4 separate regions of the Homo sapiens genome follow, and regions 1, 3 and 4 are each linked to region 2. The links are chromatin loops, found by intact Hi-C in ENCODE. Cell type or tissue: mammary epithelial cell. All regions are shown on one strand. Region 1 has its middle 210 kb from the start of MIR4444-2. Region 2 overlaps CNTN3 (contactin 3). Region 3 has its middle 15 kb from the start of CNTN3. Region 4 overlaps LOC105377167 (a long non-coding RNA gene).

Region 1 (8,000 bases), 730 kb after region 2:
GTGTTTAACAAATAATTTGATTCCATATTTTTCCTAGAATATTAAATGGTATTACCTTGGTCTAGAGATGCAAAAAATTTTTACTCCCAAATCGGTATTCTTTCCACTCCCACTATAAAGAGTATCTGAATTCTTATTTAAGGAAACACCTAAAAGAATATATACACACCCCATTTACACACATATATTAAACTTATTTATTATGATTTCAAGATCATATTGCTTTCATTTTAAGGTTTTTGAAAGACACATAAAGGCTAAGAACACTGTGATCTTTAAAATAAGTTCTAAAGAAGAGAGAAGAAGAGAGAAGGAGTTAAGAGGTGGGGAAAGCTTCATTGCTTTTGGTTAAGAATAAGAAAAATTTTGAAATGATTTAAGTTTGCAATATTTGGACAAATATCAAAGATTTTGTTTTGATAATATTACAAAATAAAATGTTATCAGAAATTATTGGGCATAAAATATCTACTTGTGTGAATTTCTATGAAACAGGAAATAAAATTTAGGGTCCAGGTACCCATAAAAATCTCATTGTTAAATTGCTTTTTTTTTGTGCTAAGATAGTATTTCCACATAGTTTGTACAATCTTTAAAATTGTCTTCAACAGTGAAAGCCATTTTCAAAGCAATCTTTCTTTCAATGTTTCTATGTTCTTTTCTTTTTCTTTTTTTTTTTTTTTTTTTGAGACGGAGTCTCACTCTGTCGCCCATGCTGGAGTGCAGTGGCGCCATCTCGGCTCACTGCAACCTCCGCCTCCCGGGTTCATGCCGTTCTCCTGCCTCAGCCTCCCGAGTAGCAGGTCTACAGGTGCCTGCCACCACGCCCAGCTAATTTTTGTATTTTTAGTAGAGACGGGGTTTCACCGTGTTAGCCAGGATGGTCTCGATTCCTGACCTTGAGATCCGCCCACCTGGGCCTCCCAAAGTGCTAGGATTACAGGCGTGAGCCACTGCGCCCGGCCGTTTCTGTGTTCTTTCTTTGTTCGTAAGACACTATCATTTCACTCTATGAGAGGTTCCCAAACAGTATAGTTGGTAACATCTGAAAAATGCAGATTCTTATCCCATACCAAGAAATTTTAGTTAAAGGGGTCTGTGACAGGCTGAGATGGAATAAAGAGTTCATATCAGACATTTCTAGTGGTTGGGAGGTGTTTTGTAATTCTCAATGCTATTTTATTTGTTTTAGTCAAGTTATTTCATTTATTTTAAAATTTCAAACAATATTTAAAAATGGTATGGAAGTCCCACTATCAAAATGAATGGTTACAAAAGAAAAATTATTTGGAAACACAGCACATTGAAAGGGAACAACAAGTTTTATTTATTTTTGAGCCTTCAGTTTAGTGCTGGTTACTCAATAAATGTTTGTTGAATAAATGAATAATCTGAATGAAGCTTTACCTTTTTAAAAATGAGATGACTGCTCTCCCATGAAATATAAATGCAAAAAGACACCTCTGTAGATTTTAATTTCCTTCTAGACTCCCAAACTACAACAACTGCTTTATATAGTGCAGGAATATTGCTCTTACTCACTTACTCTGACCCTGAAAATGTCTGTTACAAATAACTGAGCTCTCTAATAGTTCATAATGACCCTGTTCTCTGAGCAGAACTAATCAGTAATTTGGAATCAAATCGGCATTCTAAAAATGAGACATTGCTCACATTGATTCCTACATGGTCATCATCTTTGCATTAAAGGAGACAATTACAATATGTTAGTGTCAATCAATATTATGAATAAATTTTCAAACCATGAGGGGTGATGACTGACCTATTGTGATGTTAATTTCCTCTTCACCTCTAGTGCCAATTGTTTGCAGTGAGAAAGCTAACACTACTATGGGAAACTCATATTTCCAATTAAGGTGATAATATTTAAGGTTTTTTTGTTTTTATTTTTGCCTCCATTTGAATTATTTGCAGTAATATAAGGAGTTTTTTTACCTATAGTCTGGTTTAAAATGTTTTTAACTACAAATCAGAATCTTTGCAGTACTCATTGTGTTGACTATTCAAAAGTCTTAAAAAGGTATTTTTAAAAGATATTGAAGGCCAGGCACAGTGGTCCATGCCGGTAATCCCAGCACTTTGGGAGGCCGAGGTAGGTGGATGACGAGGTCAGGAGATCGAGACCATCCTGGCCAACACGGTGAAATAAAAATACAAAAATTAGCTGGGTGTGGTGGCACATGCCTGTAATCCTAGCTACTTGGGAGGATGTGGCAGGAGAATCACTTGAACTGGGGAGTCGGAGGTTGCAGTGAGCCGGAATCTTGCCACTGCACTCCAGCCTGGTGACAGAGAGAGACTCTGTCTCAAAAAAAAAAAAAAAAAAGATATTGATAGTTATTTTTCATAGAAGAAAATCCATGTTGGCCCATTAATAGACTGCAGAAAATGTCTGAATCTGTTAGGTCAATTATTGACAGCAAGGAGGTCAAAGCCATAACATAATTGTCATGGGGCCATTTAGCATCACTTGGAGAAAAATCTCTTGACCAGCCTGCAACTGAAGTCTTGAATCATTGACTCAAAAACCCAGTCTGCTAGTCAAATGCTGATGAGGTGAAAGAGCTTAATTGGCTTGATGCAAATTCACCATCTTAAATAATTTTTTAATATAATAAAACCTATAACTTACAGTTGGGTCAAAAAAGTGTTACCTTCATATTTGATAGACATTTTGGTTATATCTACAAATTCCAAATCACAGATATGGCCTAGGTCCTAAGATAATATTAATACACAACTTCCTAGTGAGTAAATGTAGCCATGAAATATGATCTATTAGAAATGTGCTACTAAACCCTGGGTACCTGTTTCCCTTGGGGAAATTTTTATCTCAAACACAAAGCAATTAATCTTCTTAGTCTTTCTTGATAACTCAATGATTTTCAGCTAATGGGTAATGATCTATAATTTGATATAAGTGAAAGAATAATGGTCAGGTTCATTTTCTATTCAACTCAAAAAATGATTTTTTTGTAAATCCTTACAGTGTGTCTAGGTAAGAACTAAATCAGTATGCACTCCATGTCATAGAAAACAATAAACAACACCTATTATTACCAATTGTAAAGGTACAGTCTCAGTTTTTCTCTTTTTTTTTTTTTTTTGAGACGGAGTCTCGCTCTGTCGCCCAGGCTGGAGTGCAGTGGCGGGATCTCGGCTCACTGCAAGCTCCGCCTCCCGGGTTCACGCCATTCTCCTGCCTCAGCCTCCCAAGTAGCTGGGACTACAGGCGCCCGCCACTACGCCCGGCTAATTTTTTGTATTTTTAGTAGAGACGGGGTTTCACCGTTTTAGCCGGGATGGTCTCGATCTCCTGACCTCGTGATCCGCCCGCCTCGGCCTCCCAAAGTGCTGGGATTACAGGCGTGAGCCACCGCGCCCGGCCCTCTTAAATATTTAATATTTAAATATTAAATTTTTAGTTAAATGTAATCATATTAAAAATAAATTTTAAAATAAATTCTACATTTAATGTAGAGTCACTTTATTACCTTCTATATTCAAGTATCTGATTAATTTATGTCTTTTTCAGTAATGCAAATGATTCATTATCATTTGAATGTTTAACTGCTCAAGTTTTATTGTCAGTGTACTTTTACTATGTTTTCATTAATTATTTTTTAAGAAATTTGATTAATAGTATCCTGCTAAGTTGAAATCCTAGTAGAGTGTTTTAGATTTTGAGAGCTTATCAAAATCAAACTGGAAGGAAACATTGCTTTGCACTTAATTCTGCCAGTTACCAAAATCATATCACATAGCGATCCTGACATAGATAGGAAGAAAGCAGTGGTGTGACCCATATCACAAATCACAGTCACAGTCATTTCATGAAAAATCTCTTCTTTGGGAAAATAAAAATTAACTGGGTAGATTTCTCAAGATGTTTTATTTTGTCTATGGAAAGAGGAAGATGGCAGTCAATGTATGATGTTCTTTTCAAAGGAGCTTCACCTGCAAATTCATTGACACCATATTTCTGCAATGTTTTAGAAATACACATTGTGTTGTGCTCAGCATGACTCTCTGAAAACTTTTTAGCATTCAGGATTGTAAGTGCCAGAAACTGTCTTGATTATATTTTATGAGAATATGTCAGAAATATTACTTATAAATCACCAGGTTGGAATAACCAGTACCTGAAGTTGGCCATCTTTATTTCAATAGGTGTACATATGTACTATGCATAACGCATGCTTCAGAAATTGTTACTACTCAACCTACTTACTTAGTATGAAGTTTCTTCTTTAGTATGTTATCATCCATTGTAATTCAAAATTACATAATGGATTAATTTTGAAAACAAATCTTCCCAAGGTCTAGTTTCTGGCTCAGCTTTTAAAGGCTAAGCATAATGATAATATAATACTATAATTTATGAATATTGCAAAGAGGATGGATAGTGGAAATGTAGAAAATACCATAGTACTTTGTTATAGAACCCATACAAATATAATACTTGTCAAAAATGGAAGATTTTTTTGGTACCAATTTATAGTAAGGGTAAGGAACAGTGAAGGGATGAGAAACTGTTGCAGCTAGAAAAATGATGCCAATGGAAAAATAGTATTTCAGATTCATAGTGGTGGTATTGATTCATAAAGTGATGTACTTTTTTCAATTAAGTATCAATAGAATCAAAATCAATTAGTAACAGGTATGAGAGTTCCTCTGTGAATTGAGAAATATCTTTATTCAATTTGACATATTCCAGCCATTCTTAGTCAATAGCTCCCTCTTTAGACATATGAGAGTTACTGACATTTATTTATGCCTTGGGAAATCGAATTTACAGGGGCTTTTGTATAGGCACCCATTGTGAAATCTAGCCACTCTATTAATTTTGGAACAAGAACAAAAAAATCCCTACAAATAAAAGGTTAAAAATATATTAAGTGCTAAAAGTGGAGTAAAAGATATTTTAAATAAATAAATTTGACGCTTTTGTAAAATGATTTCAGTGGCAAGAAAACACAAACAATTCAAATACCCAGCTATTGTCAACCTAGCTTATGAAGAATATATCCAACTCTGCGCTTTGGGGCTTATTTTAAAACTTGGCTATGTCATAGTTTCTTATTTGTCAGCTTTCTTTTGCCCTGCATGAGCACAACTCTACAAAGAGTCTTAATATGTGATTGGGTTAGCTTCTCTTAGACTCAGTTATTGTGGGTTTCTGTCATCAACTAGAATATTATTTATTAAAGTCTGAAGTCATTATCATGCTCAATTAACAAGGTTGCTTCTCTGCTTTCTCTTTCTTTCTTTCCCTCTGTCTCTCAAGTGGCATATTTATTTCCCCCAAATTAGAAATTTAGTAGATTCTAGTAAATTAAAAAAATTTTTAAAACAGTCACAGAACCACCAAAAGGAAGTAAAATAACAATCATTATTTATTATATCATAATACAAAATAACCTCACTTAACATTTAATATATTCCTTTTGGTCTATTTTTATATAGATGTGTATTTTTATAAAATTGAAATAAAGCTGAAAATACGGTTTTATATCTTTCCCCAAAATATAATTATTATAACAAAGCCATAAATGATATATGTATTGCATTTGTGTAACTATCTTTTAAAATTACCATTAAACATTTCTGAATAATGCCTCATCAGATGAAAATACAAAACTGATTTAGATGTTATTGCACATTTAGAATACAGCTTCAATGACTATCTTTACACCTATGTTTTTGAATGGCTTTCTGAGTATTTCCTTAGAGAGTTTCCTGGAAATGAAATGGTCGGTGAAAGGACAGGACATCTTTGAAATATTGTCAAGTAGCTTTTCAGAGTGATTGAACAAAGATTTACTTCTAAAGAGATATTCTGAGTGGAATAATTTAAAATTGATCATTTTAAGCTGGAATTTAAATTAGCAACCTCTCCACTCCATACCTACACACCACACCTCTGGATCCCCTCCCACTGTAATAAACATCTTATTTATTCTATGTTTATGAACACACTGCTTTAAAATGAGGAAAGAATACAGATCTCTTATGGAAGTATATAATAAACATCCTGGTGGCATTTAACTGAGGTGTTTCCATTTATTTAATTTGCATTTTAAAAGTATTTATTTTTTATACTTCTGAGATACATATGCAGAACATGCAGGTTTGTTACATAGATATACATATGCCATGGTGGTTTGCTACACACATCAACCTGTCATCTACATTAGATATTTCTCCTAATGCTATCCCTCCCCTAGCACCCAACCCCCTGACAGGCCCTGGTGTGTGATGTTCCCCTCCCTGTGCCCATATGCTTTCATTGTTCAACTCCCACTTGTGAGTGAGAATTTGCAGTGTTTGGTTTTCTGTTCCTGTGTTAGTTTGCTGAGAAAGATGGTTTCCAGTTTCATTCATGTCCCTGCAAAGAACATGAACTCATTCTTTTTTATCACTGTGGCGTATTCCATGGGATATATGTGCCACATTTTCTTTATCCAGTATAACACTGATGGGCATATGTGTTGGTTCCAAGTCTTTACTATTATGAATAGTGCTGCAATAAACATACCGGTGCATGTGTCTTTGTAGTAGAATGATTTACAATCCTTTGGTTATATACCCAGTAATGGGATTGCTGGGTCAAATGGTATTTCTAGTTCTAGATCCTTGAGGAATCACCACACTGTCTTCCACAATGGTTGAACTAATTTACACTCCCACCAACAGTGTAAAAGCGTTTCTATTTCTCCACATCCTCTCCAGCATCTGTTGTTTCCTGATTTTTTAATGATCACCATTCTAAATGGCGTGAGATGGTATCTCATTGTGGTTTTGATTTGCGTTTCTCTAATGACCAAGGATGATGAGCTTTTTTTCATGTTTGTTGACCGCATAAATGTCTTCCTTTAAAAAGTGTCTGTTTGTATCCTTTGCCCACTTTCTGATTTTTTTTTTAATTTGTTTATGTTCCTGGTAGATTCTGGATATTAGCCCTTTTTCAGATGGATAGATTGCAAACATTTTCTCCCATTCTGTAGGTTGCCTGTTCACTCTGGTGAGAGTTTCTTTTGCTGTACAGAAGCTCTTTAGTTTAATTAGATCCTGTTTGTCAATTTTGGCTTTTGTTGCAATGGCTTTTGGTGTTTTAGTCTTGAAGTCTTTGCCCATGCCTCTGTCCTGAATGGTATTGCCTAGATTTTCTTCAATGGTTTTTATGGTTTTAGGTCTTACATTTAAGTATTTACTCATCTTGAGTTAATTTTTGTATAAGGTGTAAAGAAGGGGTCCAGTTTCAGTTTTCTGCATATGGCTAGCCAGTTGTCCCAACACCATTTATTAAATAGGGAATCATTTCCCCACTGCTTGTTTTTATCAGGTTTGTCAAAGATCAGATGGTTGTAGAGGTGTGGTGTTATTTCTGAGGCCTCTGTTCCGTTACATTGGTCTATATATCTATTTTGGTACCAGTATCATGCTGTTTTGGTTACTGTAGCCTTGTAGTATAGTTTGAAGTCATGTAGCATGATGCCTCCAGGTTTGTTCTTTCTGCTTAGGATTGTCTTGGCTATATGGGCTCTTTTTTGGTTCCATATGAAATTTAAAGTAGTTTTTTCTAATTCTGTGAAGAAATTCACGGTAGCTTGATGGGAATACCATTGAATCTATCAATTACTTTGGGCACTATGGCCATTTTCACGATATTGATTCTTCTTATCCATGAGCTAGGAATGTTTTTCCATTTGTTTGTGTCCTCTCATATTTCCTTGAGCAGTGGTTTGTAGTTCTCCTTGAAGAGATCCTTCACATCCCTTTTAAGTGGTATTCTTAGGTATTTTATTCTCTTTGTAGCAGTTGTGAATGGAAGTTTGCTCATGCTTTTCTTCTGTTGTCTATTATTGGTGTATAGGAATGCTTGTGATTTTTGCACGTTGATTTTGTATCCTGAGACTTTGCCGAAGTTGCTTATCAGCTTAAGGAGATTTTGGGCTGAGACAATGGGGTTTTCTAAA
Region 2 (8,000 bases):
GTCTTCATGACTTTTATGTGATTAAATAAATTCATGCTAATATTTTGCATGGGTCAATTGCATTTGGGGTGACAAAAGCACTTTCATACTTCAGTCTTTATCTTTTAAAAACTAATTCATGGGGCAAAGTCTGATCAGATAGGTATTATTATCTCCATATTTTATAGAGGAATAATTGAGAGGTACAGATGGCAAAGTGATTTGTAAAGTCTTACAACTAGTTAGCAGCATACCAAACCAAACATCATTCTTCTAAGCCCCACAGTAGCATTTTCCAACAATGCTCTTTTGAATCACATGCCACTCCTCTCCAACAAAATAATTTTTAAAATGTATTTTTCATCCTTGGGGACTTAAATCAGCATTTCAAATTGATACTGGTTAAGTCTTCCAAATAATGCTATTATAATGGGAAAATAGCATTTGAATTAAATGAAAGAGTTTTTCAATGTAAAAAGAAATTCTCATGCGTGTGTGTGTACATGTGAGAGTGTGTGAGTCTTTATCCATAGGCAGTGCTTAAACTCATAGTTTAAGAACATTTATATCAAAAGTCTGAAGTATGTAATATGTAAATTCCTTTGGTTTATCAAGTTAATATTAAGGCATTTCAGATTCCCCTAAAAGGATTTACTGTTTTTTTAATTATATTCATATTTACCTATAATGAAGTAGAAAGTTAAAAATAAGAGTTGAAAAAAACATGCATAATCACTGCATTTCATGAAAGCACTTTTTTTGGTAACCAAATAACTTTCCAATAAATAATAAAAAGGAGTTAATATCACCACAGGACATATACAATTAAGAACAGTACTATAGGCATATAACTTGACATAGGGTGGACATTCGAGATGGCTGAAGTGGATCCTCTTGCATCCATACCTGTCAAAGTTGATGAAGAGCTCATTAATAAGGATTGTACCAATATGTAATCAGGGTGCTAGAGACTGGATATTTGTGGTGTTCCCCCCAAATTCTTTGTTGAAATCCTAACCCTCAATGTCAGAGTATTAGGAGGTGAGGGACTTCGAGAGGTGACACTGAATCTGCCAGCAATTTGACCTTGGGCTTCTCAGACTCCCCTCCAAAACTGTGAGAATTAAGTTTCTGTTGTTTATAAGCCACCTGTCTAGGTAGTTTTGTTAGAGAAGCCAAAAAGGACTAAGACACAGAGCAAAGGCAATACCTCTCCTATCAAAACCAAATCACTACGTGAACCTATCCTGGAACCACCACAAGTTGTTATTAGCCTTCATTTTATTTATCAATGCAGCATATACTAGTTGCCAAGAGTATCTATAAAAACAGTAATGTGTTTAAGTTTTCTTAAATGATACCAGGCTTTGTTCATCTACTATTATTTAACTTTAATTGAAATGGGAAAAACAACTTAATCATTTTGAAAACAATTATACTTGATTACAAACAACTTTGAGATAATTCAATGGTTTAATTAAGAATGCTTCATTGGGTAAGGGTTTGAAGGGTCTGTGCTTGTTTCTATTTTATGCATTTCCAGATAAATTATTACACATAATATAAAACATAATCTTTTTAAAAGGCAATAAATAAAAGCTTCGTTTTCATAGAGATGGCCCTGTGTGGTCACTTGCAAGCTCAGCAAGACAGCAGATGTCAGATGAAAAGGCTACTCTTGACTCAGCAGCCCTAAAATGCTAAAATAACATCTGTCCCTGCAAAAGCCTAGAACATATTTCTTTTAAAATTGCCACTTTGCCCATATTGTAATGTTAACTCCATGCCTTGCACCATTCAGGGAACAAGAAGCACATATTCATTATTTCAAAACCTAAATTAACAACAATAATAAACTAAATTTAATTTCTACTTTTGCTCTATTGAAGTGCATACAGTTTTAGAGAGTTCTGTAGTCCAAGATGGGTTCTGCAGACTTTTACTTTGCAGAACTTAGTTCTGCAATAAGTAGTTCCTGTTTTCTTAGTGTAGCTTTGTTTGTTTTAGTCTAAGTATGGCAGCCTTTATGGTTTTACAGAAAGACAGAATTTCTCTAAGTTTTCTATTTCCGTTTCTCTTCAGTTACTAATGTCTGCCATTTTGTTTTCCAAGATTAAAGACAAAAGTTTCAGTCCTGATTACCCATGCTAAATGAATGGAAACAGGGAACAAAGTCATGTCACTAAGAACTATAGAATAGCATATGAAGTCAAAATGGACTCTACAATAGTTAAACTGAGGCCAGAAAACTCCAGACCTGGGATTTAAGAGTGAGGATAAAATTTATTCTAGCATTGGCAGTTGATAAAATACGCAAACCAAAGTCTGTTTCCAACTCTAAACATATAATTTCTATAGTAAAATAGGTTTTACTTGGATTTGGAGAGGAAAAATTCGTATGAACCTCCTTGGAAACTAGGAGAAGAATTTTTAAGGAGTCTTTTAGTTTGGCACAGGTAAGTGGTTTAGGACTTTGACAATGTTAATCATTCTATTTAAAGAATTGATAAGATTTATCTATAATTTGTAGGAGGCAAATAACTAGACTATTAAAGATCTAAAAGAAATGATTAGGGAATTCTGCTTTTATAGGAGATCCAAAGGCAAATTTAAGTAAAACTCAGAATAAGGAAAAAAAATCAAATTAATGAAGTTTTGCTAAATATTTTTTGACATCTTTTCTTCACACCCTCATACTTTTCTCCCTATTTTGCACCACTCTTGAGGGGTTCCTCTTGCCCACGTCTCACCTGCCAAAACCTTACCGGCATTTGGATGTAAGCCTTGCTGGAAAGAAAGAATGGACAGAGGGATACTGATTGACTCACTATGGCGGATAGTAACACTGATGTCAATAAAGTAAATAATGGCTTCAACCAACTTACTGGTTATTCGTGGAATCCTGATCTGTTCACTACTGGTCCCATCCCCTCCATCTGTTGTGGCCTTGACTTCAATAATGTAGTCCTCTTTAATGGGCAGCACAAGTTCAGCTGAAGTTTTATTTGTGTTCAGTACTTGTACGTTATTTTGACTGCTAGTCCTATAGAAAACCTAAAATGCATGAACAAATACACTTACTTGTTATATTGCCCATTTTTGTTTTCTTCATAGAATTTGTCTCTCTGAAATTAACTAATTTTGTCCTTCTATATCCACTAGAATGTAAGTTTCATTCATGACTCTAATTGTAAGTCTTAGATTAGAGGTTAGCACATGGCAGAATCATCAGGTTCTCAAAATCAGGGAGGCTTGGGAAGAGTGAACTTCTCCCGTGGAAAAGCCCAGCTGGGCTGCGTATTTATGAGGCTGGAGAGATAAGGCAGGGCCATAGTGTATGGACCTTGAATGCCTGGCCATGGAATCAGAGCCAATAGTTTTATTTATTTATTTTTAAGTAGTATATAGGTCAGCATCAATAGTAGCAAACTAACACACAATTTGGAGACATTGTGTCCAAAATTCCCACTTGAGCAGAATTCTTTCACTTGAAACCATATTTAAGAAGCTATTTTGAAAAATTACCCATTTTATGGAAAGCTTGGTATCTTTGTCAAAATTAGATTACAGAAACCATATCAATATATAGAAAAATTCACTTATACCTAGCTTCTCTTGAAAAGTACTGCCAAAATTACGAAAATGAAGCATTGCAAATGAGAAAACTTACTTTATATCCTGTTACTTCTGACTCATTCTCCATGGCTTTAACTTGCTCCCAATTAAGTAACACTTTAGTGTCTGTGGCATTCCAAACAACATTTCCTGGTGGCTGACTGGGAGCTTGAAATGCAAAATGAGAAATTTTAAAACAGATCGAAGTACAAGTGATATTTTACACGGAGGAGATGGCGGCTATCATAGGAAGCTAGTGGAAGTAGAACGGGATGCCTTTGGTAATGCTTGGTGTAATAGATGAAATCAGAAAAAAATAACAGAGTATATAAATTTCCTTTTTTTAGAAAGGCATTTCATTCATACACCAAACCCCCGTGACACGTAATTTATTCATGTAACAAACCTGCACATGTACCCCGAATCTAAAATAAAAGTCCCAAAAAAGGCATTTCAATTAATGTGTAAGATAATTCATTTTATCATGCTCATCATACACTTTAGAGCATTTCACACTTACTGTGTCTCGTTGAAAACACGTCGATGGGGGGGATAAGGAAATTCCTCTATCTACCACTAGAGGGCTGCTTGTTCCTAAACCAAGAAAGGAAGGCGGCGGGACTTATTTTGACGCATACAGAGGCTGGAAGAAATTGCCAAATGGACAGATTAAAGTTCTGTGAAATGAAGTGTATATGATTTTGGAGCCAGCCTTGTATGATAAGATGGGCAAAATGTGAGGCAATCAAAAATAAGAATTACTTAGATTTATTCCCATGGAGTAATAGCTATACACATGAAAAATTGCAAGAGAGTCTATATTTTAAAAGTCTTCGTTTTCCAGGCTTAAATCAATTTTTGAGAAAAATAAGGCAAAACGCTAAAAAGTTAATGAGGATTCCATTAGAGGATTAATGAAACTCTCTGCGGTTTCTAAACTTAGATTCATAATTTAGTTCCTTTTCGTGAACGCTGGACTGTAAACTAATGCTAAGGGGTGAGGGTGTTGAGGGATGGCCGATAGTATTTGTCAATAGCAACACAGATAGGGCACTGGAAAAATCAGTTTCTTGTCAATAACAACAACAAACATAATATTATTCATTCAACAACAGCATCACAATTGCCCTCAGTGTTATATTTGTAGATTTAACCACAGAATGTGATTTGGCTAACTGAATTTGTAATGGAAAAATGATATAAAACATTAGCTATCCAGAGAAATTTCTAAACATCATTGACTCATGCCATAGGGGAAATACAGCTGAACTTACAGATAGGAAGAACTCAAATACATTTATGAGTCTAATGACACCAAACGAGATTGTATTCCCTGTGGATTTCTTTTGCTTTTTGTCTCTTTTAACACTATTCTATGTTGCCTTTAAAATTCTGTGATGTGAGTATTCACAATGAGTTTAGGTCAGCTAAGATTGTCTGAGCTGCTGTGCTCTGCTAATAACAACAAAAAAATTATAGCAGCTGCTTAGGGTTGAAATACTAATGACCATGTTCTGGTTACTCAAATAATATGAATGTACAATTTTTAGGACAATTTCCCAAAGCCAGTGATACCCTGTGGCCTGACAGCACTATAAAAGGACAGGTTTGGTTTGATGCAGCTGAGCTATACTACAGCATGGTTTGTTCTAACAAAAGGTGTGTGTTTGGAGGTTACAAAAAGTTTGAGTAATTTTGGTTAAATCACCTATACCAACATCAGCCTTCAGGGAGAAATGACTGCAAATAGAACACTGGGGTTTATCTTGTATGAGTCACAACATACGTGGGCTGAATGAGTTCAGCCTGAAATGAATACTTTTTGAAATGACAAAAAGAAAAAAAAAAAACAAAAAAAAAGGAAAACAAAAAAGAAATAATAGGGTCTAACTTTGTTCTTTTTGAATCATATTACTGTTTTCTAAACGTCAGTCATGTATCATTTTTGTCATGTTTTGCTATTTAAAAAAATAACTTGGTTTAAGAAAAATTAAACATCTATTTTACCTTCATCTCAATAATATTCACACAATAATTAGCTTGATGTGCTAGTTACATTTTTGGGCACTCTCTAAAATAAATGAATTTAATGCCTTATATAAACATTCTAAATTTTTATAATGTTCGCGAACTACCTTAAGATCATCTCTTACCACCACTGGTAAGAATGACAATATTTGGGAAATTTTGGACCAGAGAAACTTTCACCCATGTTCAAAATGCTATTATTAGTAACTAATACTTAGTACACGTCTATAATATGTTAGGGATTACAGAATGTGCTTTAATATAATTTACTTAATCCTCATTATATTGCATTGTAATAAAGCCCATTTCTGTACATACATAATCTGGACCCAGAGAGTTAAAATTTAAAAAGATTGTATAAGCATGTTCATGACAGCATTATTCAAAAGATGGGTGGATGAACAAAATGGGGCATTTACCTATAATGAAATATTATTCAGCCTTAAAAACATAAAATTTGGACACATGCTATAACATGGATGAACCTTGTGGACATTATGCTAAGTGAAATAAGCCAGACACCCAAAGACAAATACTTTATAATTCTACTTATTTGAGATATTCAGAATAGTCAAAAATTCACAGAGACAGAAAATAAAATGCTGGTTGCCAGAGGCTGGTGGAAGGGGAAATGGAGAATTGCTTAATGAGTACAAAGTTCCAGTTCTGCAAGATGAAAAGGGTTCTAGAGATCTATTGCACAGAAATGTAAAAGACTTAACACTACAGAACTGTATGTTTTTAAATGTTTAGTATGTTAAATTTTATGTTATGTGTACTTTACTACAATGAAAGGTTTAAAAAAGCTTGCTAAGATACATGACTAGTGAGAAGTATTATGTGGATTCAAACCAGCTCTGTTTAAGTCCTCTGCACCTTGAGAGGATTATGCTTCTCTGCCTAGCTCTCACTGATGTTGGCGTTGGCTATGGGACTTGTGGTTCCCTGCCTGTAAATAGGCATAATTCTCCTTCTCATTGGCATCCCATAGATATGGGACTTCACCATAGGACTTGCCTCAACCAATGGAATGTGGGCCAAAGGGAAATAGGCCACCCCCAAGTGGCAGCCATAAAAGTCATTGAAGAGTATGGTTTGCTTTCCTCTCTTTTCTCTTTGCCATGAGATTGCCAAGTCCCAGAGATTGGCTGCTCCATTATTCTGGGTTCAGGAGTGGAGACAGAATGGGAGACAGAATGGATCAGATCTGAATCTCACTCATGATGAACATATAGTATGAGTTGAAGAAAAAAAAGTATAGTTTTAGGCCACTGAGGTTTGGGGATTTGAGGTGCCTCAGCCTGGACTAGCCTAATCTGACATAGCTATTAACCAGTAGTTTAGATAGCTCTGAAGCAACACAATGAACTTTTGTAAAAGTATGGAGTCAAGTAGTGAATTAGGAATGAGCAGGGGATAGTTGATAGTGTAACTTCTAGGACTTCTAATTTTACTTTTTGTATTTGAACCTGTGTGGAAGTGCAACCCAGAATAGGATGATTGAGTTCCAAAATTTACTGGACCTAAACTGGTAAGTAGTCTACATTTTGAAATTTTTTGGAAATCGTTTGTCAACGTTCATATCCTATAGGTTTTTCCTGTCAACCTCTACTGTTGGCAGAATGCTAAATTAGAAAAAACTGGTAAAAAACTAATCCTAGTAAAATGATGACATATCACTAGATTTATATCACAACACTAATTGACAGGATACACATAATCATTTCAGTAATTTTAAGTGTTACATAAAGAAATAACTTTCTCTCGAGAGGTTTTTATTATTGTTGTTCCTTAAGCATCCATCATGATCCTCTGTGCACTTGATTTTCAGACTCCTCAACATCAGCTTCATAGATTTTACTTACTCTGCAGATACTTGCCTGAAAACAAGTGATTACTATCATATAACCATGATTAGATGAAACTGGGAAGGTGGGAATATAAGACATGTCTATCCACAGGAAAATGGCTAAATAAATTGTGGCGTTCATCACAATGGAATATCATCCACGGGCAGTTACGATACAGTATACAGGTAACAAAATACACAGCATAACCTCCACTGTATAAGAGAAACTTTTCATAGAACAGAAGTCTGGAAGGAAAGACAAATGATATTAATTATGGTATTTCTGAGTGATAGGATTATGAGTGAATTTTATTTTTTCTCTATAGACTTTTTCCCCCAAATTTTCTAAAATAAATGTTTTCCTTTATATAATACAAAGTAGAGGTTGTTAAAGAATATTATTGCCTGGAGCTTTCAATGGTGATGTCTCATAGTGGTAACAGTGAAGCTGGCATTTACTTTCAAAATATGAAATTTTAAGAACATATGTTTGCTGTGATTAATTATACAAAACTCAGTATGTTTCTCA
Region 3 (8,000 bases), 360 kb after region 2:
CTGTAATTATTCACATTGATGTCTTTCTCTTAAGGAACAATTTTTATATCATATGTTTTATAAAATGATGATAAGGTTCTTAGACACATGGCTATATTATTCAGTGATAGATCCTTTGAGAGTAAACCTGCCTTTTCCCCAATGTTGATCTACTTTTCCCACCACTCTTTTTTAAAGGATTCTTGCATTTAAAATTTAGATCATTAACTTCGAGCAAAGAATGGCAGAATCTCAAAACTGGCATACATTACAAGAAAGCAGCCTGGAGGCTACTCATACTCTTCCAAGTTTTACTACTCCCAGGTGCTGCTTTTGTTGAAAACACTCCAGCTCTACCCTGTATTTGGTACGCTGCCCTGCTTACCAAGAGTGCAAATCTATTGTAAACCTTATTCTTAATAAGGCTACCAGGATCAGAGCCAATCAAAAAAGGAATAGCCTTCATAAATATTCACACCTCACTAGAGATTTAGCTGTAACAAGTAATGAATAGTCATAGGGAATCTCATCATTGACTGAGACCCATCAATGCAAAAACAGAACCCCATTTCTAAAACCAAATTAAATGAAGTGTGTCTGTAAAAGACAGGCAAAAACTAGTATTATGAGAACATTATTTTAAGATAGAGATGTTTATATTATATCCCATGTATCATTTATTTTCTCCCCCCAATTAAATATCAATTTTAAATATAAATATCTCTTTTAAAACATATTTTTCCAAATATACCATTATTTCTTTTCTTCTACTAGAATAACCGTATTCCTATGCCACAGACAGCAATACGATGCATTCATTTTCTCTGTGTAGCACATCTGTTTGCTTACAGGACTCATGGGAGAGTAGTAGGTGATTTTTTAAATGGTTTCTGGCTTGTGGTAGAACATTTCATCCTGGAAACTGGAAAACCACTTGGTCCAACTACCTTCAATTTGAGAATAAAATATTTGGTCTTAAAACATAAAGTGGGTAGAGGCATATGGACTACAATGAGTCAGGAAGTATTCTGGACATTAAATCTGGGAGAGCGGGGGAAAATGTGTCTCTCCTTCCTTATTTCTCTCTTTACTGCTTGCTAAATAGAACTGTCAAAGCCTCCAACCTCCTGCATCTGTTGCAATATTTTGTAGATTAGACATTTGGAAAGCACTATTGTCTTTCTGAATCAGTCTTGAATGTGATCATCTCTCTATTCTGAAACCCATGCAATTAAAAAGTGTTGTATAGATATGTACGACAAACAGGACGCCTCTGGTTGTCTGACATAATTTCTCTATCCACACCTCCACCCATCTGCATTATCAAACTGTAGAAGTGACTTAGAGGACTGCTACATATTTTAGTACATACGTAAAGTAAGTCTAGAAAGAATTTCCTGATTTATCCATTTAACACTCTTATTATCCACCCATCCATCTCTCTCTCTTTTTGAAGTAAATTGTAGTTGACTTAACAGCAAATTCATTTCACAGCTTGTGACCACTTCTGTACCCTACCCAACACCTTCTATTCAAGAAACTTGCAACTGCCTTTTAAATTAAATACAAATTTCTCAGCTTTACATTCTGATTTTCTCATTTGGACTCTATCTGAGTCAGAAAGCTTTGGACAACAAACAATAAGTATTCAAAGAAAATGTATTTCTTCATAGAACTAAAAATACCAGGCCTAGCATTAGCTTCAGATACAGCTAGATTCAGAGCCTCAAATCATCTCATCAGCAGTGTCTCTCTCTTCTTTCTTGCCTCTTCTCTTCATTGTATTGAATTTAGTATTAAACATATCTTCTCCATTTGGTGACCTCTCACAGCTGCGGTCTTACATGTTCTCAGCTTCAAGTCCATGAGGAAGAGACTGCTTGTAATGTAAATATTTTCAATATAAGTTCCAGAAGGATGTCTTGATGCACTCATTGGTCTTCCTTGATTTACCCACCTATCCTTGAGCCAACCTCTGAAATTGGAGGAAGATGAATGTCATGACTGACAGACTTGAGCCGTATTCTCACCCTTAGAACTAGTCATGCAATCAACTCTACCTAAAAAATATTAACTGTGATACTCATGGGAAAAGTAAGATCCTGTAGATGAAAAGTAGGCATCCATCAGAAGCCACAGCCTACATTTCCTGTCTTGTCTTCTCAATTTTCCTCCCAACACCCTGTAATCAAGTCCTCCCTGATTTTACTTACCATGCAACCAGGGGAATGGCAGTGGAGATTCTTTGCCTAATTGGAAGTTATGAGTTTCAGTCATGTCTTAGGAAGGCATAGTCATCCTCCTAAGAGACTGCAGTTAACCATGTAAGGGCTTTCAAGAAATCTTTCTACCAGTTCTGAGCCCAAAACATAGCCTTGAAATCAAATCTCACTGTTAAAGACAGTTGTCACTGGGGAGACTGGACTTCTGTTAAGGTAGAAGCTTAATTTTGGCCTCAGAGTTTTAGTGGCGGTGGCCTCTCTGAGATGTTTAATCATATATTCAACACAGGTTTAGTCATGTATTGATCACAAAGAGCAGATAGTAAGCTAATTGTTCCAACCCCTTGGGCTTCGCATTTGAATTAAGCACCTCAGACTTTCACTGCAGTGCAGTGGTCAAACAGGAAAGTCTGAATAGTCCCCTGGTTGCCTACCCCATTGACTTATCCAAAGGCTATTTCCTAAAGTTATGATTCTGCTAAGCAGTGGATCCCCAACAGAAAATAGGATGCAAAGGCAAGTTTTTGATGTAGACGAATTTTTGGAGTCTAGCCCGTGCCTGTTTCCCACAAGTCGCAGCCACCCAGAAAAGCTGGACAAGCAGTATAGGCATTTTCTGGTGTCTTCTAGACCCTTGCTCCTCAAACTCTTGCCTGAAGACCAGTAGCATTAGCATGATTTGGGAGCTTGTTAGCAATACAATACCATAGGTTCTACTCCAAAAAATCTCTCTGATATTTATAGCTTTATGGTGATAGATCCTAGTGGATGACTGTAATGAAGAGCCAAGCTTTATAGTCAGACTTGATCATTAACCTTTTTGAACATTTTGTTTCCTTAGCTTTATAATGCGGATAATAATGATAAATACATTGCTGGCATGAGGATTACATTAATTAATGGATACAAGTATTTTGAATAGTGTATGGGACATAGTGATTCCCCAATCAACATGACTTTTTATAATATAATTATAATTATTCCTATCATCTTGTTCTTGAAATCAGAAATGAGAATGACCTGGGGGCAACTCTTCACTCAAGGCATATGCAAAGATGTAGAGCTACCCTCAAGTAAGTGAATACAGCATCTTTTCCTTCACACTTTTGAATCATTTTTTGTGAGTGTGTTTTGTTTATCCAGCAGGGAACATTTTGGTCATTCAGCATTGATCTGTTGTTTTTTTCCCCACCTTTCAGGAAACCTGTCCGATAAAATACTTTGTCCTTTGTGATATTTGTTTCGTTTGGGTCTTGGGATTGCTTTTGTTGCCTGTCCTATGCCCGCTTACCCTCTAAGAAGTTGGCCTTAGCAACACTCTCTAACTTTCGATCACATAGAATTAACCACATTATCTTTGTCTCTTTTACTACACCATTGCATTTACCAGCTTATGTGCCTGCCACATTTTCTTATTTTGTGCCCTTCAAAAGGCAAGAACTATTTTTTTTGTATCCCCAGGGCCTAGATCAAAAATTTCAGTCCATAATTCCTTTTTTTATTTTTATTTTTTTATAGAAACAGGGTCTTGCGTTATTGCTCAGGCTGATTTCAAACTCCTCACTTCAATGATCCTCCTGCCTCAGCCTCCCAAAGTGTTGGGATTACAGGTGTAAGCCACTGCATCTGTTCCATAATAACTTTTTATAATAAGAAATGGAGGGAACAATGAGTTGACTGTAAAACAAGTTCCCTGGAAGAAGAATGGATTCTGACATATTGGTTAATTATCACCATATTAATACTTGTAACAAATTGCCCCAAGACTTGGTTGCTTAAAAATAACCATCTATTCATGCTCATATGTCTGTGGTTCAGCTGGTCCTGCTGGCTTGGCTGTACAGCTGCGCTTCCCAGTGTGGGTCTGCCTGGGCTGGGCTCGGCTCCTTACCATAGATTTGGCCGTCTGTACCATATGCATTGATTATGAGGACCCAGCTGAAGTTGCAGTAGTAAACCAGGGAAACTTTTCTTATGGTGATGGCTGAGGTGCAAAACAGTAAGTTTTACCATGTAAACCTATTTCAAACCTTTGTTTGCATCATGATACTCCCATCCAGTTGGGGGGGGGCGAGTGGAAATAGCAAAATAACTAAGCCTAAAGTCAATGGGGTGGGTAAAAATACACTTTGAGCCTATGAGAAGAAGCGAAATATCTTGAGACGAAAGGCATAGATACAGGTAAAGGTGAAGAATTGTGACCAACATTTCAATCTGCCTTATCAGGGTATAAAGAGAATGTGTGAAAGAAATAACCGTCCTAGAGTTGGATGGTTTAATTTAGTCATTGCTGTTCTAGGATTTATTTGTGGTCTGTGTCCAAAATATCTAAGGAAGATTCTACTTTAAATCACATGTGAAGGTCTCTTGAAATAATGCTTGTAGAGTTGTGTTTTTACTGCATTTAAAATAAAATTGTATACATTTATTGATACAAGAATATTGCTGCGCTATGCTTACTAAATATAAGATTAGATTCTTTCATGTCTAGGTTGTCCTTATTATGATCCTGGTTTTGCAAATTCCCCAAGTGAAATTGCCTCCTCAATGATTGCTAATAATAACGACCCTCTCCTCAGAAAGGTAATGTTAATTAGCCTTCTTCCTAATAACGAATCACCCTCCATAAACAGTTACAGATTTTTTTTCTTTTGGATTTACAAATCACTGTGATTTTAATACAAGTTTTTGCAGCAGTTTCAAGGTTTACTATTTTGCACCCTCTGCTGGGGGAAAAACAAAGAGAATGACAGCAGATGTGGAGAAGTAAGTAATATGGGATATGAAGTGAAAGACTTAGATCAGAAGAGCACTTGCCTCATGAACGTCTTTCATTTTGCAATTACATTGAGAATACGTTTCTATAACTCTTCTTACATAAACAACATATTATGAAATTTAAATTCATGAACATTAACCTAAAAATATCCAAACTTACAATTTATGGAATTCAGAGATCTGAAATATTTCTTTTAAGCCTTCCCTACGGGTGGATTTGGAATATACTTAGAGTAAATTCCATTGATAAAGAACCAAAATAGCAAGAAAAGGAAATATTAAGTATCTGAAAAACTGAGGCTTAAAAGGTACTTTCCATTAAGAAAGCCACCACAAGCTAGTAAATTTCTGTTCTGAATTTCATAGAAGAGGTTGTCAACTTATGCAGTACTTGAATTATAGGGAAACAAATATCTTTTTGCTTAAAAGGTAAATTTAAATGCTGTAACCTCTTACAGTGAATTACTAATAATGCTAATGGCATTATTCACTGACATACCCTTTTATTTAAAGGTCTTCATAGAGTGGAAAAAGCAACCTAAAATTTCTTCAAGTTAGGTTTAAAACATAGCATAAATCTGAATTCCATAATGCTTTACATCAGATGGAAGAAAGTAGCTATCTCTAAAATATTCTCACACTCTTATTCATAACAAGTGAATAATTTCATCAGAGTGAAATCATCACTTGGAATGACAAACATTTTAAATGGAAGAATGTTAGTTTCAACAGACTTTGTTTCTAATTCTGTCTGCCTATACATCTACAAACATTTGTGTGGCTGTCCTAGTTTATGTTGAATGCCATGATATATTGCTGAAAGTGGTCAAACTTATCCATTTCCTACACTTTTATAATCCACAGTTTAAAGAATATTTCAGCCGACACTGCTGTCTCAGTAGCCCCTGGTGCAACACAAGCCTGATATTTTCTAATCCGAGGTTATTTTTCAGGTCATCAATTCTATTTTCAAACATCTGACAGACTCTGGTGTTCTTAATTAGAATGGTGTCACATCCATCGATCATTATCTTTATGACTTCAATTTTCTCCTCAACTTGTAACAAGTTCTGATTCAGGCTTTCATGGACCTTGTGTGTTGCTTTCTGAATCACATCTCCTAGCACTTGCTAAGCCAGTCTGACATCATTTGATAAGTAAAATAAGTATTCTCAGATGTGAAATCAAAAATAGAGTTTACCACCAAGGAAGGGACCTTGAAACCAAAGTGCAATTTCTGATGTTTCTCTTTCTCTCCTCTTCTCTGTTTCTCTCTCTCTCTCTTTTTTCTACATAATGCTACATAGTTATACCAATATTAAAAATCATATACCAATAAAACAAAATATAGATGTAAATAAAGTTACATTTCCGTATCTTTTTATTGGTAATCTTTAATGATATAGGAAACATAAATATGTGACCTTTGTAAATACAGCCCTCTTAGATAGAGCCGTAGATGACAATACAGGAGAAAGGACCACAAAGTTTAGTTAGCTGCATTTTTTCCAGGTTGATGCTATAAGATTACTTCTTATAATCTTGGCTCTCCTTTCCAATCTTTCTACCACATTTGACAATTTATACTGGTTTAGCAGACATTAGTGCCTTCAAAGTCTCTTCAAAATGTCACCCTTGTCTGTTTATTCATGTGTTATAACTTGGCTGGAGTATCTTCTTTCCTTCTCATTTCTACTTCTTCACATTAGATTAGCCCAGCCCATGTACAATAATTTACCATAAAACTGTTTTTTTCAAAAATATCATCATGCAGTGATATTTTTTTCCTAATGTTAGGACAAATCTAATTAATTATTTAACTTTTTTCAATTAATTAGTTAGTTAATTATGTCACATATTTGTCTCTTCAACACAAATTTGGGTTGAGTTGATTAACCTTTGTACTTTCAGATCTCTTTTGCAATTTTCTCCTGAGGGAGCTAAAAAAAAAAAAAAAACTCTTCCATCCAATGACACCCGTTGAGTTGATTGTCCCAATTTATTTTCTTGCCACATAGAGAAAGATCTTAAATTAGAATTTGTTTTGTCCTCATTATTAGCACTTGTCAAGCTTTTTCGTAAACATTTCTACCTTTCTCTTAGTCTGGATTCTTTCAGTTGCAAGTAATAGAAAACACAATAAGACTAGCTCAAAGAATTTATATATCCATAATGTTGCAGCCAATGATACAGGCTAGTTCTCAGAATGAAAAGGAGATCTAAGGCCTTAGATACTGAATATGAAGAGTCAGTGTTTCGTGGATTTTTTCTGTATGTGTCTGTGTCCTTCTCTGCATCTCCTCCCTACACTGGCCTTTATCTCCAGATCAGCAAAGCTCTAGGTATGTAGTGAGGATCATAGCTAACCAAACCACCAACTTAGCAACTCTGGCAATGAGCCTGTCCCTCATGGGACTAACAAAGAGTAATCCAGGAAAGGCATTTGATTGGCCCTGTTTTCATTTCTATACTCACATCTTGGATCAATCACAGCTGCTTGGGTTGAAAAATTACTGGTTTGAACCATATGTGATTCCTGTTTCTGTAGGTTCAAAATGGTCAAATACAGGCAGTTTCAGATGGTTCAACCGGAAGAGGGTCAGGCCCAAGTCACATGCTACCCGTGCCATAAGATAGTCTTCTACTATGATGTGAAGAAGGGAGTGAGAAAACTGCCAGCCAACTGAAAAAATTAGCTATTATAGTTACAATAAAATCTTTTTTTTTAAACTTAAAGCTAATAACATTGACTTTATTACATGAGGATTTGACCCATGCAACTATACCTGGATCAATATAAACCCGTTCTTTTCTAATATGAGGTTATTTTGCAGGTCATCAATTGTGTTTCTAAGAATCTATAAAGCCTTTGGGAGAACGAGGCAGGTGGATCACCTGAGGTTGGGAGTTTGAGACCAGCCTGACCAACATGGAGAAACCCCATCTCTACTAAAAACACAAAATTAGCCAGGTGTGGTGGCATGTGCCTGTAATCACAGCTACTTGGGAGGCTGAGGCAGG
Region 4 (8,000 bases), 620 kb after region 2:
TAATATTAGAGGAAATTGTTAGGGCTTTGAATTTATCTTAAACATACAAATTCAGTTATTTTGATTTCAAGAATTATTTTCCCCTTTTCATGTTCACTAAAAATAATCTTAGTTGTGGGAAAGAGATTTAGAAAAAAAAATGAGAGTGACTAAATCCCTTTTTAATACTCTGCAGAATTTACAGCATATGATAAAACTGTTTTTCTTTTCTGAACAGAAAAAGTGTGGCTAATGTAGAAGCCTCTTACCATTTGATTTGCTCAAATGCCTTCTGTATTTGTATTTTTTCCTTTATAAAAAATAAAGAAGAAAATCTCAGGGAAAAGCTCTTTCCTAGGACATTATTTTGGAGATTGGTTTCTTTCTCTGGGGGAGTAAAACCTCATTGCCATCTTTCACAGGATAATTTTTTGGAATATAAGCAGGAGATTCTAAATTTATTGTCTTGTGCTTTGTTTGGCTTTAGATTAAAAAAAAAACCCAAACGTTTGTTGATGTAAACTGAAAATAAATTTGGAATGAGCTGTGTGCACTTGGAAATGAGAAGGTGAGTTTGCCAGTTATGAATTGCATATGTATATATGTGTGTGTGTAGTATATGGATATGCATAATATGTAAGTATTTATGTTTGGTAGTATGTATATGTTGGAAGTACATGTTAAATTATTTAAATAGAAGGGTTTTGGACAGACAAGGGAATTATTAAGGACAAATGAGAATTTTTAAATTTACTTTGGGATTTTGAGAGAAAAATACTTTCTCAGGATAGTTTGGCATACTGAAAAGAGTTTATATTTAAAAAAACTTTGTTGATATAAACTGAAAATAAATTTAGAATGAGTTGCACTTGTAAATGAGAAGGTGAGTTTGCCATTTATAAATTGCAAATGTACATGTGTATGTGTTGCATATGAATATGCGTAAGTATGTATATATTTATGTTTGGTAATATGTATATTAATGTTGGAGGCAGGTGTTGTTAAGTTATTTAAAGAGAAGGCATTTTAGACAGACAGATGAGGAGGTTATGAAGGGCAAATGAGAATTTTTAAAATGTACTTTGGGATTTTGAGAGAAAAAGATTTTCTCAGAATAGTTTGGCACAGTCAGAAGGATTTGTATATATAATTTTAAGCTTGTGAGTTTCTTTTACATACTTTCTGTCTAAAAGCAATACTGTATAAAATGGACAAAAAATGTAAAGTCAAGTAAGCCTGGTTGTGGGTTGAAACTCAAAAGTGCATTATATCCAAGAAAACAAATAACGACCAGCTTAAAGCCAGGGTCTTTCTTTCTTTCTTTCTTTCTCTTTCTTTCTTTCTTTCTTTCTTTCTTTCTTTCTTTTTTTTTTTTTGTTAATGGATTTGTCAAGGGCAAAGATTGTTTAGGTTTTGCCCTGTGACTGTCTCACTATATACAACGTGAGAATAATGTAAAACTCTATGGATGAAAGATGGAAGAAATAAGTAGTGAAAGATAATGCTATCTGGAAAAGAAATTTATTATATTAGGCAGTTTGTGATTTTACAGTGTTTTAGAGGTTTACCTTCCATGGTAAGGATGCCAGCTCAGAAGGAAACTTATCATTCACTCTTGTATTTTCATCCTGGAAGAAAATTTTATGTAAGTAATAATACTAGGTGATATGACACAATATTATTCTACTTGAAAAGCAAAGCTAGGAAGGAAAAGTTTTGGCTTTCTTTTATAGGACTGTGTCATTTGTTCAATGGCAAATTAATATAAGCCTTTTTCTTGGAAGATTGGGGCAAGTACTTCTAAGATGGAAATGCTGGGACTTTTAAACACTGCTAATATTGTAGTGCTAAATCTATCATTTTCTGCCTAAATAGACAAAATATTGCACTAAACAATACAGCGAACTCCTTTTAAAGCTGAAATTGTTATGTGAATTGTTAACTAGAATATGATCATTTCTGAGTGATGTTTCATACCTTTATAAATGTCTTTCATCCTTCATTTACTCATCAGTGCTTTTCAATTCTCACTAAATAAGAATTATTTAAAGATTAAGCAACGTACGCAGTTGCTTTTAAATTATCTTAACATTATACAATCTTTGCCACTCTTACCATTGGAAGGCCATAAAATAATTTGAATAGAATATGTGACCAACTAAAATGAAGATGATTTTATTATTCATGAAACTTTAACATGAATAGTTTAGAGCCTGAATTTCTCCATTATATTAAATTATGGTGCAACATAAAACTGTCAGACTAGGTTGTAGACTCATAGTCCCCATGGAGTTTCCTTATGTTTTCCTTTAAGATTTCCTTCCTCTAATACCTATAAATTCAACTTTTGGTTCATGTCTTTCTTCTGATATCCCAAAGCCTTATTCACTGACTTTTTCCTTTCTTTTCGGTTTGATGTTATTTTAGAAATAACATTTTTTATAACAACATAAAAATTCAGTAGTGACTAATATGCTAAGTTGATAAACCCTTAAGAGTTAGAATAGATTTTTGGGATAAACCCTTGTGCAAATGTCTCCCAAGACTACTCTACTTGTGGTCTTTTCAAAGGAGATTTTCCTCTATTCCAGAACTCAGGGAAATGTGACACCTAAATTCCTCCAAAGTAGATCTGCTGCTGTGAAGAATGGTAGTCATGTGCACTGGCCTTGGGATGAGACAGAATTGTAATCTGTCTCTTTCTCGCTAAAGGATCTGGAACATACCTCTGAGTCTTGGCTTTCTCATCTGCATAATGAGGCTAATTGCACCTCACCAACACAGTTGTTGTGAGGACTACATAATGTCATTCATGAAAAGCACCTAACATGGTCCCCAATACACAGTAATCTTAAGATTTTTATTGTAACTGGATCTGCAGGCTCTTGAACTCAAAAGATCACATCCTTCTTTCCTCTGTTGGACCTAGAATTATAGACTAGAACCCTAGAAGGGTTTTCTGAAGGGTTATCATAGTTATAGTATTTCAGGTTGGTTCCTTGGTCCCTGTATGGAGGGAAAAACAGTAGTTGCCTGCTTCCTAATCTTGTCACTTGAGGGGCTAAAAGCAAGAGCCCCTTATACCATATACTAATAAGAAGGCCACATACCATAGTTCTAAATATTTAAAAGTTATAAAGTAAAGCTAATAAAATTTCCTGTGTAATGTTCTGTGCTCTTAGCTTAATAAATATTCCTTCATAATGACTTAGAATGCCACATTCAAATTTTAAATGCTCCTTGAATTCCTTGAAAACTCCTTGAAGTCCCATGATGAAACATGGGTGGCTGCAGGCCATGTTTAGATTCATATTATAAAGTATTTATATTAAAGTTTCATGAATAATAAAATCATCCTCATTTTAGCTGTTCACACATTCTATTCAAATTATTTCATGGCTTTCCAATGGTAAGAGTGGCAAGGATTGTATGATATTAAGATAATTTAAAATATCTCTTTTTCTCTCAAGCTCTGTCCTGCACCATGAAGGGCTTTGTGTGCATCCATGGGTTGCTTCTGCATGCAGAATGAGACTGGAACAAAAAAGAACCATTTAAAACACAGGATCCAGGGTAAGGGCTATTTCTGTCTGGCTCTGAAGGGCTGTTGCTGTTATTCTTGGGTGCCACCACACCCAAGGCTGACAGCAACTTGTCTCTCTTTAAAACAGTGATTCAGGATTTTAAATTGAAGATTGATCATACAAGCTGGAAGACGTCCCATGACACTTTATTTGAAATTGGAACATCAGAATTTGGTTGGGTCTATCTTTTACTAACTCTGTACCATGAAAAAATTATTTAATATTTCTGAACTGTGTAAAGAATAAAATTAGATTATGAATTCAATCTGTTGCTGCATAATCAATTACCTCCAATCTTAGCAGCTTCAAACAACAAACATAAATAAACTTAGTTTCTGCAGCTCAGGAATTCAGGAGTTTAGCTAGATGGTTCTGGCTTGGAGTCTTCCATGAGGTTGCCATCTAGAGGTCAGCCAAGGCTGCAGTCATTTGAAGGTTTGACTGGGGCTTGAGAATTCACTCTCATGGCTAGTCACATGTTCACTTCTGTGTTGGCTGTTGGCAGGAATTTTCAGAACCTTGCCATGTGGGTCTCTCCATATGGCTGCTTAAGCATCCTCATGACACGTCAGCTGGTCTCCCCAGTGGGAGTGATCGAAGAGACAGAAGCAAGAATGTCTTCAATGACCTACCCTTGTAAGTCACATACCTCACTTTCACCTAATCCTCAAAAGGAGAGAGTTAGACTCCACCTTTTGGAGGCAAGAATGTCAAAGAATTTGTGGACATATTTCAAAACCATCACTGGATCATATATGTGAAAATAAACACTTACAAAAAATAAAGTGCTATAAATGGGATACATTCAGATAAGGAACCCTTCTTTCAATGCCATCCCAGAATTCCCTCAGCTTAATTCTCCCAGAAGCTTCAAGACCTTCTAAAATTGTTTGGGCTTGGTCTTTATAGTCTGGAGGCACCAAAAGCCTGAGATTTGTATAGATTAAGGAAGAATCAGAATCTAAGAGACATTAAATGACTAGCCAAAGATCACACTGCTAGTTGGTGGAAGTCCGAGGAGTTTGTCCTAAGTGTGCCTAACTTCAAATCCCCTCATCTTAATCATTGTGTCACATCATGTCATAAAAATGGATGAAAGAAGAAAGAAGACACAAACACCCAGTATTATTTTAGGACAATTTCATGGCATTAAGTGTGGATTTTCGTTTTAGCTAACATTTTCATGAAGGAAAATCTTTGAGGATGTTCTCTCCATTAAAAAAAGAAGGAAAAAAACTCAAGATAATTATAGATTTACATGCAGTTGTAAAAGTTAGTAATGTAAAGAGAAGGCTTGTACACTTTGCCTAATTTCCCCAGTGGTAACTTTTTTAGAGCTATAGTATGATATCACAACCAGGATATTGACATCAGTCAATCCACTGATCTTATTCAGTTTTCCTAAGTTTACTCTTTAATGTGTGTGTGAAGTTCTACACAATTTTATTACTCGTATAAGTTCGTGTATCATCACCCTGGTTAAAATACTGAGGGGTTCCAGTGCCACAAGGATCCCTCCTATTCTTTTTGAGCCACACCCATTCCCCTTCTTCCCCAATTTCTCCACCTCCCTTTCTAACTATCTGCCACTAGTCTGTCCTCCATTTCTAAAATTTTGTCATTTCAAAAATTTAATATAAGTGGAATTATGTAGTATACAACAATTTGGAGTTTTGTTTTTGCTCAACATGATTTCCTAAAGATTCATTCAAGTAGTTCTGTATATCGATAGTGTATTTCTTTTTATTGCTGAGTAGTATTACAATTTTGTTTAACCATTCAACTCTTTTTTGTTAGTTTCTTTTTGTTTTTGAGATGGAGTCTGTTGCCCAGGCTGGAATGCAGCAGCGCGATCTCTGCTCACAGCAACCTCTGCCTCCTGTGTTCAAGCTATTCTCCAGCCTCAGCCTCCTGAGTAGCTGAGATTACAGGCGTGAGCCACAGCGCCCACCCTAGCCATTCAACTCTGAAGCACATCTGGGTTGATACCAGTTTTGGGCTGTTACAATAAAACTTCTATGAACATTCACGCACAAATTTTTGTGGGAACATACGTTTTCATTTCTCTAGGATAGATGTACAGGAATAAAATTCTGGGTCATATGGTAGTTGCATGTTTAAATATTTAAGAAACTGCTAAACTGCTTTCCAGAGTGTCTGTACCATTTCACAGTCCTAAAAGCGATGTATGAATGATCCAGTTTCACCATTTCCTCATCAGCATTTGGTGTTGTAATTCTCATTTTAATAATGCTTATAGATGTGTGGTGATATCTCATTATGGTGTTCATTTGTATTTCTCTAATGACCAATAAATATTTAACATATTTCCATGTGCCTGCTTTTTTGCCATTTTATATCCTCTTTGGTCTATAATGCCTTTTGTCCATTTTCTAATTAAATATTTATGTATTGTTGAGTTTTCAGAGTTCTTTATATATTCTAGATATTATTCCTTTGTCAGCTATGTGGTTTTAAAATATTTATTTCTATCTTGTAGCTTGTAATTTCATTTTCCTCACGTGGACTTTCACAAAGCAAGTGTTTTTATTTTTGATAAAATCAGATTTGTCAAGTTTTCCTTCTGTGGATCATGATTTTGTTGTCAAGTCCAATAACTGTCTGCCTAGCTCCAGATCCCAAAGTTTGCTCCTGTGTTTTTATTTCTAAAAGTTTTCAGATTTTGTTTCACATTTAAGTCTATGACCCATTTTGAGTTCATTTTTGTATAAATTGTGTCACTGAACTCAAAGGGTTTTTTTGGTATGGATTTCTTTTGTGTTTGTGTTTTGCTTGTTTGTCTTACTGTTCTATGTTCTACCACCATTTGTTAAAGTGGCTAACCTTTCTCTGTGTTGATTTTTGCACTTTGTAAAAAATCAGCCAAGCCTTTTTTTTGGGGGTGTCTATTTCTCATCCTCTATGCTGTACCATTGCCTATGTGCCTGTCTTTTTTTTTAAATTTTTTAATTTTTTTTATTTCGCAGGGGGTAACGGAGTCTCGCTCCTTTGCCAGGATGGAGTGCAGTGGCACTATCTCGGCTAACTGCAACCTCTGCCTCCCAGGTTCAAGCGATTCTTCTGCCTCAGCCCCCTGAGTAGCTGAGACTACAGGCATGCACCACCATGCCTTGCTAATTTTTGTATTTTTAGTAGAGACAGGGTTTCACCATGTTGGCCAGGATGGTCTTGATCTCTTGGCCTCATGATCTGCCCACTTCAGCCTCCCAAAGTGCTGGGTTTACAGGCATGAGCTACCTAGCCCGGCTCCCTATGTGCCTATCCTTTGGCTAATACTACACTGTTTTGATTACTGTGGCTATATAGTAAGCATTAATCTATATTCTTTGTCTAGATGGTTTTAGCTATTCTAGGACCAATGACATCCATAAAAATTTTAGAATAAGCTTGTTTATGTGTACAAAAACCTTGCTGGGATTTTGATCAAAGTTGGATTAAATTAATAGATCAATCTGGGGTAAACTAACATCTTTTTTTTTTTTTAGATGGAGTTTCACTTTTGTGGCCCAGGCAGGAGTGCAATGGGACGATCTCGGCTCACTGGAACCTCCACCTCCCAGGTTCAAGTGATTCTCCTATCTCAGCCTCCTGAGTAACTGGGATTACAGGCATGTGCCACCACACCCAACTAATTTTTGTATTTTTAGTACAGATGGGGTTTCACCGTATTGGCCAGGATGGTCTCAATCTCTTGACCTTGTGATCTACCTGCCTCAGCCTCCCAAAGTGCTGGGATTACAGGTGTGAGCCACCACACCTGGCCTAACATCATTATTATGTTGAGTCTGCCAATCCATGAACATAGTATGTCTCTTTATTTTTTTAGATCTTCTTCAATTTCTTTCATTAGCATTTTTTAATTTTTGGCATACAGATCCAATATATGTTTTCTGAGCTTATAACTAAGTATTTTATTTTTTGGAAGTGATGCAACTGATATTGTTTCAATTTTATTTTCTGCATGTCATTGTTGGTATATAGAAATGAGATTAAGTTTGTGCATTAATCTTGTGTCTTGTGACCTTGCTGAACTCACTTAGTTTCATAAGGGTTTTTGTTGTTATTTTACCTTTTTGGTAGATTACTCAGGATTTTTATGTCTTTTGTAAACAGAGATAGATTTTTTGTTTACAATTTATATGCTTTCATTTATTTATCTTGCCTATTGCTCTTGCTGGAACTTCCAGCATTATGTTGAATAATAATGATAAGAGCAGACATCTTTCCCTCAATCTTAGGGAAGAAACATTCAGTCTTTCACAATTAATCATAATGTTAGGTATAGGTTTTTCATGGATGCCACTTAGAAACTTGAGTAGGTTTCCTTTTAGTCCTATTTCTCTGAGAGTTGTTATCATGAACAGGTATTGAATTTTTGAGTCAATTTATATGAAAATATGTTTTCTTCTTCAGTTT

What was found. Hi-C counts contacts between places; a loop is a spot of excess contacts. Peaks named below come from ENCODE experiments on the same cell type or tissue, not always from the same donor. Only the 100,000 strongest peaks of a DNase experiment are listed, where the experiment ranks them.
Region 1: it touches region 2 in a loop (8-fold over the local background); 20 of 110 quality-filtered maps call a loop at or near these places.
Region 3: a loop joins it to region 2, with 13 times the contacts of the local background. A loop is called at or near these places in 16 of 110 quality-filtered maps.
Region 4: it touches region 2 in a loop (4-fold over the local background); 2 of 110 quality-filtered maps call a loop at or near these places.

The regions. Positions count from the first base shown.
Region 1 is chr3:74,996,790-75,004,789 of GRCh38, forward strand. No RefSeq gene overlaps it. Among named protein-coding and RNA genes, the nearest start is that of MIR4444-2, 210 kb to the right of the region's middle. In mammary epithelial cell, a CTCF peak has its summit at 4,762; no DNase peak of the experiment used is centred here.
Region 2 is chr3:74,263,617-74,271,616 of GRCh38, forward strand. It overlaps CNTN3 (contactin 3), which reads right to left. Exons shown (of 23, transcript NM_020872.3): 21 at 3,650-3,762; 22 at 2,865-3,033; 23 at 1-885. The coding sequence ends at 785. Among named protein-coding and RNA genes, the nearest start is that of LINC02047, 270 kb to the left of the region's middle. In mammary epithelial cell, a CTCF peak has its summit at 4,174 (motif pointing right); a DNase peak (open chromatin) is centred at 5,315; H3K27ac peaks cover 443 bases.
Region 3 is chr3:74,625,876-74,633,875 of GRCh38, forward strand. No RefSeq gene overlaps it. Among named protein-coding and RNA genes, the nearest start is that of CNTN3, 15 kb to the left of the region's middle. In mammary epithelial cell, a CTCF peak has its summit at 4,918 (motif pointing left); no DNase peak of the experiment used is centred here; H3K27ac peaks cover 240 bases.
Region 4 is chr3:74,879,839-74,887,838 of GRCh38, forward strand. LOC105377167 (a long non-coding RNA gene) reads left to right here. Exons shown (of 6, transcript XR_940970.3): 4 at 467-547; 5 at 3,450-3,552; 6 at 3,651-5,898. Among named protein-coding and RNA genes, the nearest start is that of CNTN3, 270 kb to the left of the region's middle. In mammary epithelial cell, a CTCF peak has its summit at 3,971 (motif pointing left); no DNase peak of the experiment used is centred here.